Linked DNA regions of Homo sapiens: region 2 is linked to region 1. Evidence: chromatin contacts called from ENCODE Hi-C or POLR2A ChIA-PET data. All regions are on one chromosome and are shown on one strand. The core of a region is the stretch at or near the end of the contact, and the rest is flanking DNA. Distances in the headings are between cores, read along the strand shown.

What was found. Hi-C counts contacts between places; a loop is a spot of excess contacts on that map. ChIA-PET counts read pairs that join two places held with the same protein, here RNA polymerase II (POLR2A). Pooled maps may share reads with other maps.
Region 2: a pooled map of gastrocnemius medialis shows a loop between it and region 1 (3-fold over the local background). The contact joins two enhancer-like sites. A Hi-C loop is called at or near these places in 1 of 168 maps with a recorded cell type or tissue (gastrocnemius medialis) and 1 of 50 pooled maps. POLR2A ChIA-PET finds 5 or more read pairs at or near these places in 1 of 52 experiments (activated CD4-positive, alpha-beta T cell).

What each region holds. Positions count from the first base shown.
Region 1 is chr1:33,024,668-33,031,653 of GRCh38, forward strand. All of the region lies in intron 1 of AK2 (adenylate kinase 2), which reads right to left. Among named protein-coding and RNA genes, the nearest start is that of AK2, 8.7 kb to the right of the region's middle. Within about 2 kb of position 2,589, at least 4 of the 41 ENCODE cell types and tissues checked have a DNase peak (open chromatin) inside an H3K27ac peak, as active enhancers do; they include gastrocnemius medialis, where a contact is called at or near this core.
Region 2 is chr1:33,324,325-33,331,310 of GRCh38, forward strand. It overlaps PHC2 (polyhomeotic homolog 2), which reads right to left. Exons shown (of 15, transcript NM_001385109.1): 13 at 5,747-5,888; 14 at 4,546-4,822; 15 at 1-695. The coding sequence ends at 541. Among named protein-coding and RNA genes, the nearest start is that of MIR3605, 4.7 kb to the right of the region's middle. RefSeq lists enhancers at 5,259-5,759, 5,760-6,260. Within about 2 kb of position 3,892, at least 16 of the 41 ENCODE cell types and tissues checked have a DNase peak (open chromatin) inside an H3K27ac peak, as active enhancers do; they include gastrocnemius medialis, where a contact is called at or near this core.

The DNA of each region.
Region 1 (6,986 bases), core at 1,339-3,838:
AACATGGGCAAATGCCTACTTCCTTACCTGTAATGGGGATAAAAGTACCTTATATTACATTCTAACATATACTGATTATAGGGTTATGGTAAGAATTACATGAAATAATATATGTAAAGCACTTAAAACAGTACAACTAGCACACAGGAAGGAGTCATAAATATTAATTATCACTATTTCCACTCAACACACTAGTGACACATAAGTTTCAGTTTCCCCATTATAAATGGGAAGACTTGCTGGGCATGGTGGCTCACGCCTATAACCCCAGCACTTTGGGAGGCTGAGGTGGGCGGATCACGAGGTCAGAAGTTCGAGACCAGCCTGACCAACATGGGGAAACCCCGTCTCTACTAAAAATACAAAAATTAGCTGGGTGTGGTGGCGCTTGCCTGGAATTGCAGCTACTCAGGAGGCTGAGGTAGGAGAATTATTTGAATCTGGTAGGCAGAGGCTGCAGTGAGCTGAGATTGCACCACAGCACTCCAGCTCCAGCCTGGGTGACAGTGAGACTTCGTCTCAAAAAAAAAAAAAAAAAAAAAAGAGAATAAAAATAGTACCAACACTTCACATGGTTGCTGTGAGGTTTAAATGAGATCATGTATATAATGCACTTGGTACAACACCTGGCACATAACATGTGCTGAATAAACATTTGCCAAAGGGATGAATGTACAATTGTCATGTACTACAGCTACTGGGTCAGGGAGGCAACTAGGAGCAGTTTGCCCCCAGGCAGAACTGGGTTTTCCTCCTTCCCTGTCACTAAGTAGCTGTACTATGGTGGCCACCTCACTTTTCAGTTTCCTTATCTGTTTAAAATGAAGGCAAAAAAGGCTCCATCTCAGAAGGTAGCTGTGAGGATTAGCTGAGATATATACAAAGAGCACTTGGCAAATAATAAGCACTTACATACTAGTTTTAGGAGGCATTATAGTGTTTTGGTCAAGAGCACAGGCTTGAGAGTTAAACTGCTGGTTTGCAGACTCCAGGTCCACTAACCATTATGTAAAATTGACTTAAGATGTCACTTCACCTTTCTAGGTTTCAAATTTCCTCTAAGTAAAATGGAGATGGTAATAGTATCTGTATCACTGGGTTGATGAGAAGATTATACAGAATTCAGTATATGCAGGCCCTGGCATATAGTAAGCGCTCAGTGGGCACTGGCTGTTACCATAACCCCTGTCCTAATCCTATATTCATTCATACAAAAAGAAAACATTTACTAATGCCTTTCCCAAGAACCCTGTCGGGAGCCTGGGAAACAGATGAATAAAAGGCATAGACTATGTACTTAAAGAGCTTATATTTGGTGAATTATACATGAGAATGCAGAATTAGAACAGGAAGAGACCCTAGACAGCTCAACACTGGCTTTGCAGTGGGAAAAAAAGAATGCAGAATTTACAAGGAATATAATCAGTTCAAGGAGCTCAATTTTAGCTTTTTCCGTTCAATTGTTTTATAAACTAAGCAGGTTTAGATCCCGATTCCAACAAATCAGTTCACTGGGAGTTTTCTTTTCTTTCTTTCTTTCTTTTTTTTTGAGACAGAGTCTCACTCTATCACCCAGGCTGGAGTGCAGTGGCACGATCACGGCTCACTGCAGCCACGAACTCCCTGGGCTCAGGTGATTCTCCTGCCTCAGCCTCCCAGTAGCTGGGATTGCAGGCACAAGCCACGTGCCTGGCTAATTTTTATGTAATTGGGAGTTTTCTTAGGTGCATGCTTAGGTGCACACAATAAAAGGTACATAGATAGGGCTGGTTTGTGATTCATGGACCAATTCAGTTAAAGCAAAGAAATGACTTCATAGCAAAATGGAATCTAGTGAGAAGGCATTAAAAACTGTACTTGGCCGGGTGCAGTGGCTCACGCCTGTAATCCCAGCACTTTGGGAGGCCAAGGCGGGTGGATCACAAGGTCAGGAGATTGAGACCATCCTGGCCAACATGGTGAAACCCCGTCTCTACTAAAATATAAAAAAATTAGCCGGGCATGGTGGCGCATGCCTGTAGTCCCAGCTACTCAGGAGGCTGAGGCAGGGGAATCGCTTGAACCCAGGAGTTGGAGGTTGCAGTGAGCTGAGACTGCGCCATTGCACTCCAGCCTGGAGACAGAGCAAGACTCCATCTCACAAAAAAACAGCAACAAAAAAAAACTCTGTACTCTGGGTTGGGCGCAGTGGCTCACACCTGTAATCCCAGCACTTTGGGAGGCCGAGGCGGGTGGATCACCGGAAGTCAGGAGTTCGAGACTAGCCTGGCCAACATGGTGAAACCCCATCTCTACTAAGAATACAAAAATTAGCTGGGCGTGCTGGCACGTGCCTGTAATCCCAGCTACTTGGGAGGCTGAGGCAGGAGAATTGCTTGAACCCAGAAGGTGGAAGTTGCGGCGAGCCGAGATCCAGCCCGGGCGAAGAAGCAAGACTACGTCTCAAACAAACAAACAAACCCAAAAAACCAAAATTCTGTACTTTGCAAAATCAGTGAATGTCAGGAGCCCTGACAATGAAAAACCAGGCTGGCACTGTGGCCGTACATCTAGAGAGTGCTTTCTGCCAATCTTTCTCATTGCTGTTGAAATTAACCTGGGTAAACAATTTGGAGGTCAGGCTTGCTCAAGTGGAAAGGCTGACCAAAACACCACAGAGAAGAGCTGTTAGCACAGAACCTGTTCTATTTTTATCACTCCCAAACTGCAGGACTCTTATGCACTGTTCCAGGTGATTGGATTCTACAGCTAGATGAAAGAACACACACCAATAGGGAAGAAAACTAATTCCTGGCTGGGTATGGTGGCTCACGCCTGTAATCCCAGAACTTTGGGAGGCTAAGGCGGGTGGATCACGAGGTCAGGAGTTCAAGACTTCAAGACCAGCCTGGCCAAGATGGTGAAACCCCGTCTCTACTAAAAATACAAAAATTAGCCAGGCGTGGTGGTGGGTGCTTGTAATCCCAGCTACTCAGGAGGCTGTGGCAGAGAACTGCTTGAACCCGTGAGGTGGAGGTTGCAGTGAGCGGAGATCGCGCCACTGTACTCCAGCCTGGGTGACAGAGCAAGACTCTTGTCTCAAAAAAAAAAAAAAAAAGAAAAAGAAAAAAAGAAAACGAATTCCTTCATTTCCTGCTGGCTGCCTGGGAGTCAATGTGGTAGGCTGTAAAGAGCACGCATGGGTTTTGAAGTCAGACAGATTTACACTTGATTCCTAGCTAAGGCACTCAGTAGCCGTGTGATCTTGGGCTAAGTACTTAACTTCTCAGAGTGTCAGTTTCCTCATCAGTTTAATGGGGATAATGACTACTTCACAGGGTTCTTATGAGGATAAATGAAATAAAGTACCAAAAACATCAGACACGCAGCAGGCATTCAATAAATAAAAGGCTTCCTTCCATGGTCTTTCTTCTTTGCATTAGTCTTTATTTACAGGCTGCAGAAACCTAATGAAATAACTTTATTATAGTCCCCTCACACTTCAAACTTATGCTTTAGAGCAGCCATTCACAGACTCTAAATCACTGGAGGAATGCTGTTAAAATGCAGATTCCGGCTGGGCGCGGTGGCTCACGCCTGTAATCCCAGCACTCTAGGAGGCCGAAGCAGGCGGATCATCTGAGGTCGGGAGTTCAAGACCAGCATGACCAACATGGAGAAACCCCGTCTCTACTGAAAATACAAAATTAGCTGGGCGTGGTGGCATAATCCCAGTTACTAGGGAGGCAGAGGCAGAAGAATCGCTTAAAACTGGGAGGCAGAGGTTGTGGTGAGCTGGGATTGAGATCGTGCCGCTACACTCCAGCCTGGGCAACAAGAGTGAAACTCCGTCTCAAGAAAAAAAAAAAAAAATGCAGATTCTAGTTCAATAGGGTAGGGCCTAAGTACCTGCATTTTAAGCAAGCTTCCCGGCCTGGATGAGTGGCTGGGCTCTAAACTACACTTTGAAGAGCAGGGGTCTGAAGCCCACACTCAGTCATAGTCTGTTGCTGTCAGCCAAAAACTGTTGCTGAGCCCAAGAAACAGGCTCATCACCTCTATGAAAACTCTGTGGGGTGGAGGACTCTGGGGTAATTATGGGAATGCTAAAACCACTAGAGAGACAGCATGGTGGGCTGAGTGGTTCTCAAATTTCAGTGTATTATCAATCATCTAGGGCATTTCCTAGGCCCACCTTTAAAGTTTATGATTGAGTGGCTCTCAAGCAGCACCTCAGGTTCTGATGGGTACAGTATGTGAAGCCCTGATGTAGTGGCAGAGACTGGGTTTTGTAGTGGTATAGATCTGGGTTAGGAAACGGGCTCTACCGTTTATTCACTGTGTCATCCTGAACAAATTACATTACCTTTTCTAAGGTCTCGTTTTCTTTATCCATAGAACAGAAAACAGTGTCTATCTGCTGAACTGTTGTGGGGATTTAATAAGATTACGTATGCAAAGACATCCAGCATAGGGCCTGACAACTAGGAAATAAAGGGAAACTATCAGTCCTAGAGATTTGGTTTAATCCCAAATTCACCAGTCTTCTCACCTTGTAACCATCATCTTCTTCTTATGTTTTTTTAGAAATGAGGTCTTGCTATGTTGCCCAGGGTGGAGCACAGTGGCTTCACAAGTGTTAGCCCACTACACATCGGCATGGGAATTTTGGCCTGCTCTTTTTCTGACCTGGGCCGATTTACCTCTCCTTAGGCAACCTAGTGGTCTCCTGCTCCTGGGAGGTCACCATATTGATGTTGAACTTTTTTTTTTTTTTTTTTTTTTGAGATAGGGTCTCACTCTATTGCCCAGGCTGGAGTGCAGTGACATGTTCATAGTTCACTGTGGCCTCAAACTCCCGGGCTCAAGCAATCTTCCTGCCTTAGTCTCCCAGGTAGCTGGGACTCAGGCATGCAGTACCATGCCCGGCTAATTATTGTATTTTTTGTAGAGATGGGGTTTCGTCATGTTGCCCAGGCTGGTCTCCAACTCCTGAGCTCAAGCGAGCTGCCTACCTCAGCCTCTCAAAGTGCTGGAATTATAGGCACAAGCCACAGTGCCTGGCCTGATGCTGAATTTAGTGCAGACACCTGATCAGCATAGCACACTATAGCCCCAAACTCCTGTGCCCAAGCAATCCTCCCACCACAGCTTCCGGAGTAGTTGGGACTATGGGCGCATATCACTGTGCCTGGCACAATTACCTTTGTGCCTCCAGTCTTTGTCACTCCTGCTGTCAATGTTCCTACACATGCAGCTAGAATCATATCTTAAAACACTGTTGGATATGCTACCTACCCTCCAAAACATACACATTCCGAAGCCTTCAACATCTCTGTGGTACAATAGAGGAAGAGTCCAAATATCTTAGCCTGGCACTCAGCTGCCCTCCACAATCAACTTCTAAAACCTGCCAAGCCCTCCCAACTTACTTCCACAAGTGCCCTGTGTTTACGTCCTGCACCACTGCAGACAAACTGCTCTTACGCATGGTTCCCAAATACGCGGCATAAATGCCTCTCCAAGGACCTCAACACAAGCTCCTCACTCCACAGGAATGCCCTCTCTGCTCCAATATTGGTCTAAGCCTTTTCTGTAGTATACTTCTGAGTACATTTCTCCCATCAAAAGCCTAACTGGGCTGGAAGCAGTGGCTCACATCTGTAATCCCAGCACTTTGGGAGGATCACTTGAGGCCAAAAGTTTGAGACCAGTCCGGGCAACACAGCAAGACCCCATTTCTACATTTTTTTTTTTAATTAGCTGGGCATGGTGGCAGGTACTTATAGTCCAGCTACTTAGGAGGCTGAGGTGGGAGGACCATTTGAGCCCAGGAGTTCGAGGCTTCAATGAACTATGACCGTGCCATTGCACTCCAGCCTGAGTGACAGAGTGAGACCCTGTCTCCTAAAACAAAAACACCTCCCCAACTACCCCTTCTTCCGCTGAGGATTCATATTAACATTAGCTAACTTTGAGCATGTGCATCATGCCAAGCAGTTTTCCATGCATTGTTTTACGGTACTTAGTATGTATAATACATAATAAACCCATGAGGTAGGAACTATTTTTAACTGCATTTTACAGATGAAACTCAGGGGCTAAGTTGCCCAAGATCACAGAGCTAGTAAAAGAACTGGCAACAGGCCAGATTACCAAGCCCTAGCTCTTAGCCATGACACTATAAGGCTTTAAGACAAACAACCCAAAGAGCCTTAGTGGCTATCCTCCTGGAAGGGAGCACAAGGAGGATTTCAAAGTGCTGGCAATATTCTGTTTCTTGATAATGGGTGTAAGCTACACAAATCTGTTCACATTGTAAAATAAATCAAGCTGTTCACTTTTTCTAGGTATCTTATAGCTTAAGTTGTTTTTTTTTTAATCACAGAAACCTGTGTTTGCATTTCAGATGTCTCTTAACTTACTGAGGAAATCATTACCAACCTCACTGGGTGGACAGGAGGATGAACAGGAGAACTTCAGCAAATTGTAGTTCTTGTTCTATCCCTGAACTAACCCAACATTCAAAGTCACTCATCTGATGCTTCCCACCTGGCACCCTGCACTTGTATGTATTTTTCCATTCATATTCATTTCTGCCTCTTCATCTAGATTACACAGCAACAATGTAAATTAATGACTACTCAAGAGTCAGACAGACATGAGTTCAAATCCTACCTTTGCTACTTACTACATGTGTGTCCTGAGGCAAGATAAAGCCTCTGAGCTCAGTTTCTCTGTCAGTAAAAAGGACCTATCTCCTAGTGTTATAGGATTAAATCAGATGATACATGTAAAATCTTTAGCTTGGGGGTCTGTCACGTAACTGAGCAATGGGTGACTATGTTGTAATTATTACACCCTCCTGACATGCACACGGTAGGAGAAAAATCTAACCTGGGGCAGTAGATAGCAGCAGAAAGAGCAGGAGCTTTGGAGTCATTCAGATGCAAGCTCTGTAAATTACTTGCTATGTAGCCTAGAGAACAAGCCATTCAAACTTCAGT
Region 2 (6,986 bases), core at 2,642-5,141, 300 kb after region 1:
GGCTGGGCCCAGCTTCTCTCTCTCCACCTGCAGAGGGTGTAGGGGGGAGAACCCTGGCTGCTGCAGAAACAGGCTGAAGGGGGAGAAGCTGACAACGGAAGAGTTAACCAGGCCTGGAGAAAGAAGTGGGAGGAAGGAAGGCAAGGGCTTTCTAGGCCTCCATCCAGGCCTGCTGGCTGCCCTTGAAGTAACCCAACTCAGGTTGGGGAGCCCTGACCATATACCCCCTGGAAAATGGGGGACAGAAAGAGGGGAAGAGAGCGGGGCTAGAGTATTGGGACTTTGGAGGAAGCCAGTGCTATCAATATTTACAAGCATAAAGCCCCATCTTCTGTGCCACCTACCTCTCTGCCCCTCCCACAGAAATGAAAGGCCCCTGAGAGCCATGGAGGAGGTGCCCAGACCTCCTCACCAGCTATGCCCCTAGGGAGAGCCCCTGCCCTCCAACCGGCCCCATTTCTGGGCCCCTCAGGAATGTCTGTCTGGCTCTGCTCAGTCGGGAGGAGGCGCCCTGGGCCAGAATCCTGGCTGCCACCAGCCCTAGGAGTCCTTGAGCATGCTGATGCGGGCGTAGATCTTCAGGGCGGGCCCCAGCTTGATGTTCATGGCGCTCATCAGGTGGTCCTCCTTGAGCAGCAGCAGGGCTTGCCCGTCGATTTCCTGGGCACGGAATTCCTCTGCTATCTCCTGGCAGCCTGAGGGGGTACCACCAAAGACAGTGTCAATCCAAGCCGCCAGTGTTCACCTCTGGCAGCCACTGCATCTAGTTATCTAGATCTAGTTATCTGCATCCATTATTTCTTTTAGTCCTCATAACCACGCCTTGAGGAAGGCGCTGCTGTTCTTATTTTGCAGCTTGAGAGAGGCTGTGCAACTCACCCACAGCAGCCGCGATCTGGGCCTCCTCCTATGTTCCCCTGTTCAGACCCCTGCTCCATGAACTGGGCGGACCCATGTCCACTAAAGTGCTGAGGAAGTGACAGCGTGTGATTTCTGAGGCTAGATCATAAAGGGCACAGCAGTTCTCACCTCACTCTTCTGCCTGGGTTACTGCAGAGTAAGCCAGCTACCAGTAAGCCACCCCAGCAACCCTTTGGAGAGGCATGCGTGGAGAGCAGCCAAGGCCCTGGTGGTCCCCGGCCTCCTTGCCGTGTGAGTGAACCGTGCTGGAAGTGGGTTTTCTGGCTCCAGACCTCAGACACTGCAGCCTGTATGGCGTCTTCCCTGAGACCTCATATGACCTCAAACTCATACACTGGGTCTGTGGAAGGGAGCAGATAACCTCTCTGTTTCTAGTTCTTAGACTAAGAGGAACTGGACACCAGGAGCCTCATACCAGGACTGCCCAGCCGAGCCACTCGATTCCTGACCCACATGGCCCTTGAGATGACAAGTGATTGCTGCTTAAAGTCACTGAGTTCTGGAATAATTTACATCATGGCAATAGGTAACTAATGCAGATTCTGGTACCTGGAAAAGGAGTGCTGACATCAAACAGCTCTATAGATGTGGGCGTGGCCTCAGAACTGGCCACAGGCAGGAGCCAGAAGGACTCTGTGGAAAGCGTGAGTGTCTAAGGTGCTTTGAGAGACTGTATATAGAAGTCTCATGGCCTTTAGGGAAGCTGCTGGGGAGGCCTAAAGGAAAGTGAGGAAACTCTTAGTGGAGATTGGAAGAAACAGGGTCTCTGTTATGAAATAAAAGAACATTTTGTAAAAATGTGGTTGGTAGCAGAAATGTAAGTTGAATGTACCTCATGAAGTGGGTGGTCTAGCTAAGGAGATTTTCAGGCAGAATGTGGAAGGTGTTGCTTGGCTTCTTACTGCTGCTCACAGTAAAATAGGAGAGAGAGAAGGTAAAAACAAACAAACAAAACTGTTCAACATAAAGGAACCGGGATCTGCCGGTTTTAAAAATGCCCAGCCTCTCCAGATGGCACATGATGCTAACATTAAGAAATGGTTTCTAGGCAAAGATCAAATTCAGGGCACAGTCAAGAAAACACGGTCTACAGATTAAACTTAGGATGTGACTTAAATCTTTTTGTGAAGACTTCAGAAAGATCTAAAGTGATGCCTCAAAGAGCTATTCAATCCAAAGGCTCTCGACGGATTTTCTAGGCATGCCTCGCAGATCCTCTTTTCAACAGCAGGGTTTCTAAGAATGTGAAGGGCACTGTCCATGCTGCCCCTCAGCTTCAGAAGAATACCAATGCAGACAACAGCTTACCCTTGAAGATAATTCTGGGTGTGGTTTTTGTCTAATGGAATGGACCCCAACAAGATTCCCAGAAAACCCACAATTATTTTAAGAAATACTGAATTACTGATTTTAAGAGTCAAAGGTAGGCCGGGCGCAGTGGCTCACGCCTATAATCCCAGCACTTTAGGAGGCTGAGGTGGGTGGATCGCCTGAGGTAAGGAGTTTGAGACCAGCCTGCCAACATGGTGAAACCCCATCTCTACTAAAATACAAAAATTAGCTGTGTGTGGTGGCGAATGTCTGTAATCCCAGCTACTCAAGAGGCTGAGGCAGAATTGCTTGAACCCAGGAGGCGGAGGTTGCAGTGAGCCGAGATCACGCCATTGCACAATAGCCTGGGTGATGGAGCAAGCCTCTATCTCAAAAACAAAAAACAAAAAAGTCAAAGGTAATATAAAATAAAAAGGAGGAAGCAGGCTGAGAAAACGACTACACTGAAAATACAGGCTACTTTTCACAGAAAAGGAAGGAGAACTCAGAGGGCAGAACCAAGACAGAAATCACTCCCAGGCTTTGAGTCCCAATTGAGGAAATGCCACCATAAACCCTAGCGGATTTCGGAACTGGAATGGATCAGCGACTCTTGTACGCTCCCTGTTTCTCCCTTTTTGGATGGGCATGTCTGTAATGGTTATCCTATGGCTGTCCCACTGTGCATTGGGTTTGTGGAAGGGAGCAGATAGCCTCTCTCTCTAGTTCTCAGATCTTCAGACTGAGAGGACCTATACTTGAAGAACTGGACCCCAGGAGCCTCATCTCACCTCAATGATGAGAGCCTGGACTTCAAACTGATGCTGTCATGGGACCAAACTGTCGGGGATTTGGTGGCGGTGAGGGTATTCTGCATGAGGAAGGAACACAAATTTCTGGGGGTCATGGTGAACTACATGGCTTGTCTCTGAATGGCTCCCAATAATCCTTGCTTCCCAGTTCATGCCCTCTCACAATGAGTAAGACTGACCTGTGTGACCCATAAGATATTGTGAAAAATTTTAATTAAAAAAATATATTGTGAAAATGCCAGTACGTGGCTTCAGAGGCTAGATCATAAAGGGCACAGTGGCTTCTACCTTGCACTCCTGGATCCCTACCTGTGGGGACATCCCACTGCCATGCATATCATGAGAACACTCGAGCAGCCCTCTGGAGAGGCCCATATAGACAAGAACCAAGGCCTCTTGCCAACAGCCAGCCCAGGGCAAATCACGTGAGTGAGGCACCTTGGAAGAGATCCCACAGCTCTTCAGTATTCACGTGACCTCAGCCTTGGCTGATAAATCTTAATTGTAACCTCATAAGACACCTGAGGCAGAACGGCCCAGGAAGCCACTCCTGAATTCCTTACCCACAGCAACTGTGTAATAAAAATTTTGGGGATGAAGAGATAACATACTAGGTTAAGTGACAGAGCCAGAATTTGAACCCAGTTCTGTGTGACTCAGAAGTCTGTGCTCTTAACCACACTGCAGTCTCTTGAGAAAGAGGCTTGTGGTTACCATGAATACCTGACCTGGTCGGTGTATGAGTGAGACTGGCAGAAAAACAGTAATGCATCCAGGCCCCACTGAAGGCATCTGTGAATGATGTAAGGCTTGCCTCTTACAGCTGGCTCCTAGATCCCGGGCCTCACCACCACTTGTGCTCCACCACGCAGGGCTCTGTGCCATGTCTGGCCATACCACAGACTTCCCTATCTTCATGCCTCTGCATGTGCGCCCTCTTGCAGTCTCTCCATCCAGCAAAGGCATACTTGTCTGTCTACTGTCATTTAGTTTACATTTTCTTAATTAAATTTTTTTTTTTTTTTTTTGGTAGAGACAGGTCTCACCATGTTGCCCAGGCTGTTCTCAAACTCCTGACCTCACGCAATCCTTCCACCTCAGCCTCCCAAAGTGCTGGGACTATAGGTGTGAGCCACCACACCTGGCTATTTTCTTAATTTTGATGTTCCTGACACATATCCTACACTCTACCTGACTCCCCTCCTAATCTCTCCCAGGAGAGAGAGACAGTTAATTACATTATCATCTCTGTATTTCACACAGATCACTTCCCATGCCAGAAAATATACAGAATTACAGCTATGGAATATTTATAGTTTGCATTCTATGCTGAATATAAGCAAGCTCTTATAGGCAGGGAGCTCATCTCACTCATTTCTGCACCCCAGTTCCTGAACCTGAGTCATTAACTAAACTACCTAATCCTCCTGGTGGTGGGAGGGTCTCTCATTTTCTCTTTCCTTGCTATTCCGGGGAGACATGGAATTTCCAAGGGCCTTACCTGGCAGAGAGCGGATGAATTCGTAGACGTCTTCTACATTCCACTTGGTGGGCTCACTTGGCAGGAAGTGGTGTCCCATGCCCACCAGGTCCCGCATATGCATGTCGGGGAGCTCCAGGTCCCGCTGGCCTTGTCGCCGGCGGGAAGTAGATGAGCTGGCTGAGATGGGTGACAAGGGTTCCTCATAGCTTGAGTTATCTGAGCAACGGCTGGAGTCTTCCTGGCTGTGTGTTAGCTGCAAAGCAGCAGTAACCGAAAGGGGCACAGTGCCTGTTGGCTGGGAGCAGAGAGTTTTCTTCAGGATGGGGGAACAAACCATCTCTAGCAGCAGTGATGAACAAAGGAGGTATTTCTCCTTTTTCTACTTGGCCTACTACTACACATCTGAGTTCCCAGATCTAACAGCATCTTCCATGCTGTCCTGTCTCCTACCCTAGGCAGAGTTAGTCCCTCTTAGTATTGTAGTGTCTACCACACAATACTGCAATTATCTTTTTCTAAACATGAGTTTTAAAGCAGGGCTCTGAGTTCTAGGAGGTGATCACAGAGCCACTTGAAATAGCATGTAACATTTCTTCTGTACGTACACAGCTTTGGACCATTCTTAAGGAGGTTTAAGACAAAAAAAAAATAAGGCAAAATTATACATAAGGTTATAAAACATCACACCATGCTGTGGAGTTCCTTTAAGGCGAGACTGTGTCCTTAGAGCCTAGTGCCTAACAGAGTTTCTGGCATACAGCTGGTGCTAAAAAATATTTAATGACTGAATACCCATGTTCCTGGTAGAGACCTTCAAGAACTCTGTGCTCGCGTGTTCAGGGAGGCAAAAAGGTGGCAAAACAAAGGGTGGAGGCTGCCTTCTCACCCAGCCCTCCACGTAAGGCAGGAGGTTACCTGAGCAGCCCAGGGGAGACCCCATTTCCGTGGCCCCAGAAGCCAAGGATGGAGGCAAACTGGAAGGTGGGGTGATGTTGAGGCAAGGCCACGGAAGGGGGCAGGGAACCTTGTAAGCACCCATGGGTCTAAATGAAGGGACCTACTGGGGTGCAGAAGGCTCGACTGGACAGGTCTACAAGGAATGAGAGCACAGCAGAGTGCGCTGAAGTCGGCAGCTGGAGGGGACCGTGGTGTCGAGGGCCATGGAAGGGAAGCTGTGGGGACTGTGGGGATGGAGCTTCAGGCTCTGCCCGCCTCTTACCTGCTTCTTGGTATCCTTGGTAAGTGGTGGCAGACTGGCTTTGCTGGCCCGACGGCGGTTGTGGGTCGCAGCTCCTGCCTTCTGCAGCTTGCTCCGGTCTGAGTGGAAAAGTCCCACCCGTTTGGTGCATCCCACGTTGTACCTTCAGGGACAGGGGAACAGGGGATGTCACAGTAGTCATTGTGCTTATGGGCCGTAGGCAGAATGAGCACAGCCAAGCTGTCTGACAAATTTTGAGTCCATCTATTGGTTCAGATCCTAACTCCATCACTAACTACTAGCTGTGTGACTTTGGGTTTAAGTCACTTAAGCCCTGATCCTCCGTTTCCTTATCTGGAGTTGGGGGTAATACCACTCACTTTCTAGGTCTGGTCTTACAACATGAGATAATGTCTGTAAAATGTTTGAGACACCTGGACTTGGACCAGGGCGAAAGCTCACACCTGACTTATTCCACTATAAATGTTACCCTGTGACGGGAAACTACTGTCCACTGTCCTGCTGGGGAGTGGCCTGGCTGCTCCAACAGCCTGAGGGGAATGAGGGCTGAAGATAGCTGAACTCTAGCTTGGCATGCAGAACACCTCTGTCTGGGACCTAGAGATTTCTTCTCTTCTGGGATTTCAGGGCTTCAAGGTCAGCTGTTGCTTCCATTGTGGTACAAAGACCACACATGGCTTTAGAATTGGACAAGCCTAAATCCCCAGGCCCATGGCTTATTAGCTATGTTATCTGAGGCACTACTACTCCTTTGTACTTTGGCTTCCTAACCTGTATAAAGGGGACAATAGTAATACCTGTCTTGGGAGTTATTTTGAAGATGAGATAATCGTATCAATTGACTGGCACAGTGACTAGCACACAGCAGGTTCTCAGGAAATGGCAGTGGTTTTTATGATGACCATTAGTGATCTATGCTGGGCGAGAGCTCACCAAGGGAACACTATAGCTGTGGTTCTGGGTAAGGCTTACCCTAACAAGGCAGGGGCTGTCAATGCTAGGAAAGGCGAATGGGTGCCAGTGGAGCCCAGGAGGGCCAGCCGAGCCAAAGCACTGCGGCTTTTCCTTGGACTCCCGCTGCTCTCTCCCACCTGCTCTTAGGGGTTCTGGCTTCTCGTGCTTGTTGAATTAGGGATGCCATCCTGCTTCCAGGTGGGTCGAGGAACTAGGAAACTGGAGAAGCCACCCCTATGGACCTCCTGGGGTAGACTATTAATGGCAGGAGGTGGGACATAAAGTG